Linked DNA regions of Mus musculus: region 1 is linked to region 2. A link is a contact called in ENCODE Hi-C or POLR2A ChIA-PET data. All regions are on one chromosome and are shown on one strand. The core of a region is the stretch at or near the end of the contact, and the rest is flanking DNA. Distances in the headings are between cores, read along the strand shown. Region 1 holds the start of Pcp4l1 (Purkinje cell protein 4-like 1). Region 2 holds the start of Sdhc (succinate dehydrogenase complex, subunit C, integral membrane protein).

Region 1 (3,281 bases), core at 179-2,678, 46 kb before region 2:
CAGCATCCAGGCAGGCATGGTGCAGAAGGAGCTGAGAGTTCATAGTTTGAAGGCCGCTAGAGGAAGACTCACTTCCAGGCAGCTAGGATGAGGACCTTAAAGCTCAGGCCCATAGTGGCATGCCTATTCCAACAAGGCTACCCCTTCCTGGGCCAAGCATATACAGACCATCATATACACTAAAATTTATTTACTATATGTATGAGTATATGCCATATTCCCATGTTTGTACAGGTGCCTGGAAGTGACTTCTGGAACAGCAGCAAGTGCTCTTAGCTGCTGAGCCACCTCTGCAGCTCCTCCACTAAAATTTAAAAAGAAGACACAGTGTAGCCCATGAAATTTATATGAAATTCAAACTTCAGTGGTCACAAATACATTTATATCAGATGGAGCCATAGCTGTTTGTTGACATAAGTATTTGTGCCCGTATTCAAGTGCAGTAGGAAATGGCTCAGCAAAGAGTACAGCGATCCTACAAAGAAAAAAACATTTATTATTTGATTGTTACCTGGAAAGTTAGCTGATCCCTAACCTACAGGGTGAATTCTCATTATCATCTCAAAGCTCATTTCATAGCAGCAAGAATTAAGGTTTGTTTCACTAAGGACAACCTTTTCAATGCTAATTAATTGTTCATTAGAAAGATTCCAGAGGAGTATGCTGTACAGAGTGAGTAGGAGCCAGCCTAGTTAGAACTTTAGTAACTGAGGCAACCAGATTCCTATTAGAAACAGAATCACAGGATCTCAGATGGATCTTTCCCCCATCTTCCTAATTTCTAACCCAACAGAGGAAATGTATAAACACAAAGAGTCAAGTTAGAAAAAAAGACCGATTGAGGTCTTCCTTGAAGTTGGTTGTTGAGAAGAGACCAAACCACTGAATGGTAGTGACAAGTCACAGTTACAGTTGTTAACAGTCTGTGATGGTACCAACCAAAGAATATATCTATGAAAGCTGCAGTATCCGGGTTTGACTGACTGAAGCTGTAAGAGATTTTTATGAAGTCAATAAGAACTGTAGGCTTGAAAATTAAAGAATTTCCTTAGATGAAAACTAGATAGATAAACAGAACTAAAAGGTCTGTGTGTTTACCTGTGTTCTGTTTATTTTCTTTTTCCTTAAACGATATATACAATGTGAGGTTGAGCTAAGGCTCAAGAGCCTTAGCTGTTCTTCAAGAGGACCAGAGTTCAGTTTCTTCAGTTACTACTTACTACTTCTCTTTCCTTTACCGGTTCCCTACTTCGTTTTCTGTCTTCTCATCCCCCATGGTCTCCCCCCTCCTTCCCGCTCTCTCCGTCTTACCCTAGTTTGGAAATGCAGCAGATTTCTGAGCCTGCCACCACTGGGTTCAAGGAGCTGTCAGTCTGCACTAGGCAGAGTTTCTATTGGTTGGGCTGGAGGCAGGGACCGCAGCTCACTATAAAAGGTGGAGCCGGTCAAGGCGCCCGGAGCTGCTGACAGGACCAGGTCAGAAGGGGCTCCCTGAGCAGCGCTGCAGCCGGAGCATTTGGGGCAGCATTAAGCAACAGCTCGCAGCGTGCACTCTCCCCTCCGAGCCCTCCAGGGCCCCTGCCCCGGAGCCCAGCAACTCTCGGCCGCGGTTCACGCACGCATCTCCGAGGACCCCTTGCCTCACCTGCGCCTGCCACGCCCGTCCGGCCGCCGGGATGAGCGAGGTGAGTGGTGCCACTTGGCATACCCCGTCACCTCCGCGTCCGGGCCAGGGCTGCGGCGGGGAGAAGGCTGCGGCTCCAGGTCCCGGGAAGCTAGAGTTACTCTCTGGATGGACGCCACTGCCCCTCTAGGAAAGCCCCTACCTCCCGGCTCTCGGAAGCCACTGGCAGGGGGTGCTTTTAGCCTAACAATTGCAATAGTGCTTTGGGGAGGGGGTGACTGGAGTCAGCTGTAAGCGGGAACTGAGCTCTCGGGCAGATAAACTCTCTTGGGTGCTATCCTCCGCATCTATATCGTATTGCTCCGAGGTTACCATGGCTTTCTTTGATGCCCTCACTTCAGTTCTCTCCGACCTCCGCTAGGATTGTGTGGTTCTTGCACTCTATAAGTAGCAGCCAACAGCTCCATCCCTGGCCACCTAACTCCCTCCCTTCGGGTGGCAGTTTTCACTTATTCAATGAGGAACGATGTGTGTGTGTGTGTGTGTGGGGGGGTACCTGACGTCCATGAATACTGTAGAAGAGGAAGGCACATCTAGCACCTGGGGAGATGTTCTCTTCCAGAGAAGACCTCCCGTTGCAGTGCAGTGCCTGTTACATCCAAATTTTCGCACAGGTTCTGTGGTGATGGTCATGGGAGCCAACCCGGTCCTGTAACTGGTTGACTCGGTTCAAAGAACACTGTCCATGGTAACACATTAAGAAGAACTGTCCCTGTTATCTGACTTAATTTGTAGCATCCCAGGCAGATCCTCTTATCAGGAGACAAGATTGTCGTTCCTGGATGACGTCGATTTGAACAGTGGCTTAGCATGCCTGCCTTCTGCGGCCCCATTCTTAGTAAGCGCGCCCTTGTGTTCAGTATGTTGCTCAGCTGTATGCCAGTGCCTAGTTGTGCTACTTAGTAGCTCTGTGGCCATGGGAGCATCACTTAATTTGTCTGTGCTTCAGCTTTCTATCTGTAAAATGAAGGTAACACTGGTTGTTCTAAAAGATTAAATTATATATGCCAAGTACTTAGCACTCTACCTGGAGTCTAGTAGGTTCTCAATCTGGAATCTGAGTTAGCTAGTGTGCGTGCGTGCGTGTGTGTGTGTGTGTGTGTGTGTGTGTTTCAAGTTAGTTGGTTACAGAAAAACAGCTTAAGAATTGCCAAGCCTCCTTAGAGCACTTGCTAGCAATGAGTGGGTTCAATCTCTAATACTGAAAGCAGAGAGAGAGAGGGAGAGAGAGGGAGAGAGAGAGGCAAGAGACAAAGAGACAGAGACAAGAGACAGAGAGGATTCCCTGGAGCCCGGGCCTGTTTAGCTAGGAAAGATGAATATTTTCAGTAGTTCTGCTGACTCTTACCAAAAGTTATCACCTAGGGAGTCAATTAGTGCCAGCTGCTGTGTTGTCGTGGTTGCTATGTCCACTGAGTTTATCCTGGAAAATGCAGCTCGCTTGGTGGGCTGCAGAGGAAGGAAAGTTTCCAGTACCTCAGCTCATGGTGACAGTGACCATGGCAATCCTGCAGGAAGAAACTAATAATAAAATGAAAAGGAGTGACCTTCTCTGGCCTTTTCCAGCTCTGACACGAGAAGGGAGACTTTCTTTGCT
Region 2 (3,624 bases), core at 255-2,754:
GGGTTGGAGCGATGTCTGGGAGGGAGTTCAGGAGCAGAAAGCTGTACTTACTAGAACAATTTTCTACTGATGGACCTTCTTACTAAATTCTAAAAGCTGTTTTCTTTATGTCAGTTTGTTTCTCTTTTACCTGTCTCTGGAGAGTGACTTCAAACTCACGATCCTCTTACCTCAGCCTCCACAGTGCTGGGACTATAGGCACAGCCACTGCTACCAACATGAAACTTATGTTTTGAGGTAGCTGGCACTGAATTGTGTCGCGTCCATCTTGAAGATCAAGAAACACTGCAAAAGAGATTCCTGCACTGAACGGAGGGTTGGATGAGAGAACCTCAAAGGTCCCTAAAAGTCTACAAAGTGCTTTCTTTGTCTAACGTTACAAAAATGCAAAATAATATTATTCATTTGATGAAGGGGGGAAAAAAGCGAATTTGTGCTATTTAAATCCTGAAAGGAAAAAGGCAGGAGAGAGCTAGATTGCTAAATATAAATGGGATCTGAATATTAATACATTCAAAAAGAGATTTGCTACAGAATAAGAGTTGCTCTGGGCTGCCCCCCTTTATTCTTTCTCCCTTTGCCTTGCCACCCCTCAGCGCCCAGGGTCAGGAACTTTGACATTTCATTTCATGTCTTTCTCTCTTTCCTCAGTCGAGAGACTCTGCAACTGATTTCTGTGCTTGGAATCCTCAAAACCGTGGATATACAGTATATATAAATCAAAGCGGGTTCTCCTCCACACCCCTAGGCTCTTGTGGCTGTGGGTGTCACCCACATATCGCTGAAAAAATAAACAAAAGAGCGTTGTCTTTGGCCAGTGGGAGTTTGGTTCGTGCTGCAGCTCAAACCCTGGAATTGCCAGGCCTAAAGGAGGTGGTGAGAAAGGATGCCAACATTGAAAGGGATGGCGGATGGCCCTCTGGCAGCCCACGACACACTCCCTACGGCCCAATTTGGGGTACGGTTTGCTTATCTTGCTGGGGATATGGCTTAAAGGTATAGTGCTTGCCTAACACGGGAGGCACCAAGTTCAGAAGAAGGCCAAACTAGCATTTTTCCTTGGGTGTCTCAGCCAGCTAACTAGGGGATTTTTAAGACAACTTGGAAGGAGGGGGGTGAAGTGAGCCTCTGAAATCCTCAGGGAATAAATAAGCCGGAGAAGTGGCTGCCTGGCAGAGCGAGCCCTACAAAATAAACACTCGGGCAGGTAAACGCACTAACGGTAACCACTCGGCGATTTTGGCCAAAACTTTGACAAACGACGCTAGCTAGAAACTGGCGCGTGAGAGGAAAACCGAAGAACTGAAAAGCAAAGCAAAACAAAAAACTAAAACCAAAAAAAACCAAAAAGAACCCAAAACAAAAAAAGTACCATCCACCAAGCCCGGAACACAAAGGAGGTTCCAGCCTAAAAATTCTGAGGTGTCATATGATAGTCCCCGCCTCCGCCCCGCCGGCTCCGCCCCCAAAGGCAGGGCCACACGGGGGGAGGAGCGATGCGTCATTTCCGTCCAGGCCGGAACTCAAGATGGCTGCGTTCTTGCTGAGGTGACTTTAGCCTGGGGCTAGGAGTCCACGCCCGCGACCGTTGGGGGAACCTGAATTAGTCCCTGAGGGGGTGACAGCGGTGTGTGCCTTGCGGGGACAGGGAAAGGACCTGCGGGTGTGCAGGCCGCGCCCCTGGGATCTTAGCACCCCCTCTTCTCCCCCGGCGGAGAGGCTCGGAAGGGCTTAGAGGTCACACTGTGTGTGGCCGAGTGGCGCGGCTGTCATTGTTTCTGCCTCGCCCACCTCTAAAGCCTCTTCGAAAACTGCTCTTGTGGCCCCAAAAAGCTGCTGTAACTTCGAGATCAGCGGGCCCCTAGGCCTGCAGTTTTGGGGGGACTTAGGGATTGTAGAGGGAGGGGCTCCTTGGAGCACCTACTGGGTGCTTTAACTCCTGGCAATCCTGCTAGCAACCGGTGGAAACTGTCGGGCATCCTAATGCATCCCTCCCAAGCCAAGGTCAATAATAGCATCCACAGTGGGTCTCTTAATGTTGCCCAGGAAATCCACTTTGTTTTGTTTTAATTTTGGTTTTAGCGGGACAATTGGGTGGGTGGGTGTCACCACCTTTCTCTAAAGTGTCCATTTTCTGTCCAGAGAAATAGCTTAGATTTCCCCTTGTTCTGAATTCTTCACTCATTAGCTATCATCCACAGAGCCTTTATAGTTGTAAGGGCTAGTGACATTTCTGGTACAAATCCCAACCCAGTTTTGTGCCAGTCCTATTTTTGGAAATTATTTGTTATGGAAAGTTAGCTTCAGTGCTGTTGAGATTCCAGACCCCGATTCTCCCAAATATGTTTTCATTTCTCTTTCCACTTCTGTCATGCAGTATAAAAATAGAGGGATTCTGTTTAGTCTTTCTTTGTAAAAGTGAGTCTTGGGGAGTTTGGATTGGTTATCTTTATCCTTTATTTTTATCTTGCTGCGCATCCTCATAGCCGAAGGACAGGACCAGGTTTTCCAGAGCTGTATCTTTCATCCCTAATTTTGACCATAATTAAATGCTTTCAAATTCTATGATGTAACACATGCTGGTGAATGTTAGGGCATATCAGGTCAATGGTTTAACATTTAGCTTAAAATGATCATATTGGTTCCAGGCATTTATCTTAGGAGTTTCGGGATTAGTATGTAGAGTCTTCATCTTTGGGTTCTTCCTGGATCTAGCCAGTCTCACATGGAAATTATTTGAAAAGCAAATTCCCAAAGCAGTTTGAGTGTGTTACCTGCCAAGCATTACACTGAGTCCCTGGGAGGGGACTGTGGGTGTGTCCTGCTGTCACCTTCCGTCAGTCAGATATTCTGTCATCCCAGCACTAAGAATTATTTACCTCACCTTCTGTCCTCATGTAGATTGGTTGTGTCTACAAGTAATTTTTTTCCATATTTTTGTGTATGGATTGTACATAAGTAGCTCTCCCCACCCCATTTACCTTAAACCATAGAGTGTAACATACAGAATATTTAAATTATAATAGGCATTATAAGTAATACAGAAATTACTGGAAGTATAAGAGAATGTGCACAGGGCATATGTAAATGCCACACCATTTTACATAAATGACTTAATCAGCTGCTTGTGGAGGCACACCCCACCCTTCTCAGCACTTAGGAGACTGAGGCAGGAGGGCTGCTGTAATATTGAAGCCAGCCTGAGCTATAGAGTGAGTTGCTGGCCAGCCTGGGCTGTAGAATGTGGTACTGTCTCAAAACAAACACTTGCTTCCAGCTATAACTGTTGATAATTTTTTTTTCACTTTTCTTTAGTATGGGTGTAGGTGGCTGCACATGTGCTATATGGCTTGTGTGTAGGGTTCAGAGGACAATTGGGAATTCCAAGGGCCCAACTCAGGTTGCCCCGCTTGGTGGCACGTGCCTTTTCTCTCTGAACTATCCCACTGGCTCCTAGCTGTAACATCTTAAACAACATTCCCAGTGTAGAGAGTCTTTTCAGAGTTTCTGGTTTCACATGAAAGGCAAGGATAGATAACTACTTTCATATTTCCAACAAGGTTGTCGACTCTGTACAGCTTGTTTCTGTAGGGGCCTTGTGCAAAGCTCGCACTGGTATTTGGG

What was found. A loop is a pair of places that touch in the nucleus more often than their neighbours do. ChIA-PET counts read pairs that join two places held with the same protein, here RNA polymerase II (POLR2A).
Region 1: a map of left cerebral cortex shows a loop between it and region 2 (2.2-fold over the local background). The contact joins the promoter of Pcp4l1 here to the promoter of Sdhc in region 2. A Hi-C loop is called at or near these places in 5 of 37 maps with a recorded cell type or tissue (heart and left cerebral cortex). POLR2A ChIA-PET finds 5 or more read pairs at or near these places in 2 of 5 experiments (Patski and embryonic stem cell).

The regions. Positions count from the first base shown.
Region 1 is chr1:171,194,415-171,197,695 of GRCm38, reverse strand. It overlaps Pcp4l1 (Purkinje cell protein 4-like 1), which reads left to right and starts at 1,428. Exons shown (of 3, transcript NM_025557.1): 1 at 1,428-1,685. The coding sequence starts at 1,677.
Region 2 is chr1:171,148,483-171,152,106 of GRCm38, reverse strand. It overlaps Sdhc (succinate dehydrogenase complex, subunit C, integral membrane protein), which reads left to right and starts at 1,504. Exons shown (of 6, transcript NM_025321.3): 1 at 1,504-1,548. The coding sequence starts at 1,529. It also overlaps a transcript of Mpz not described here.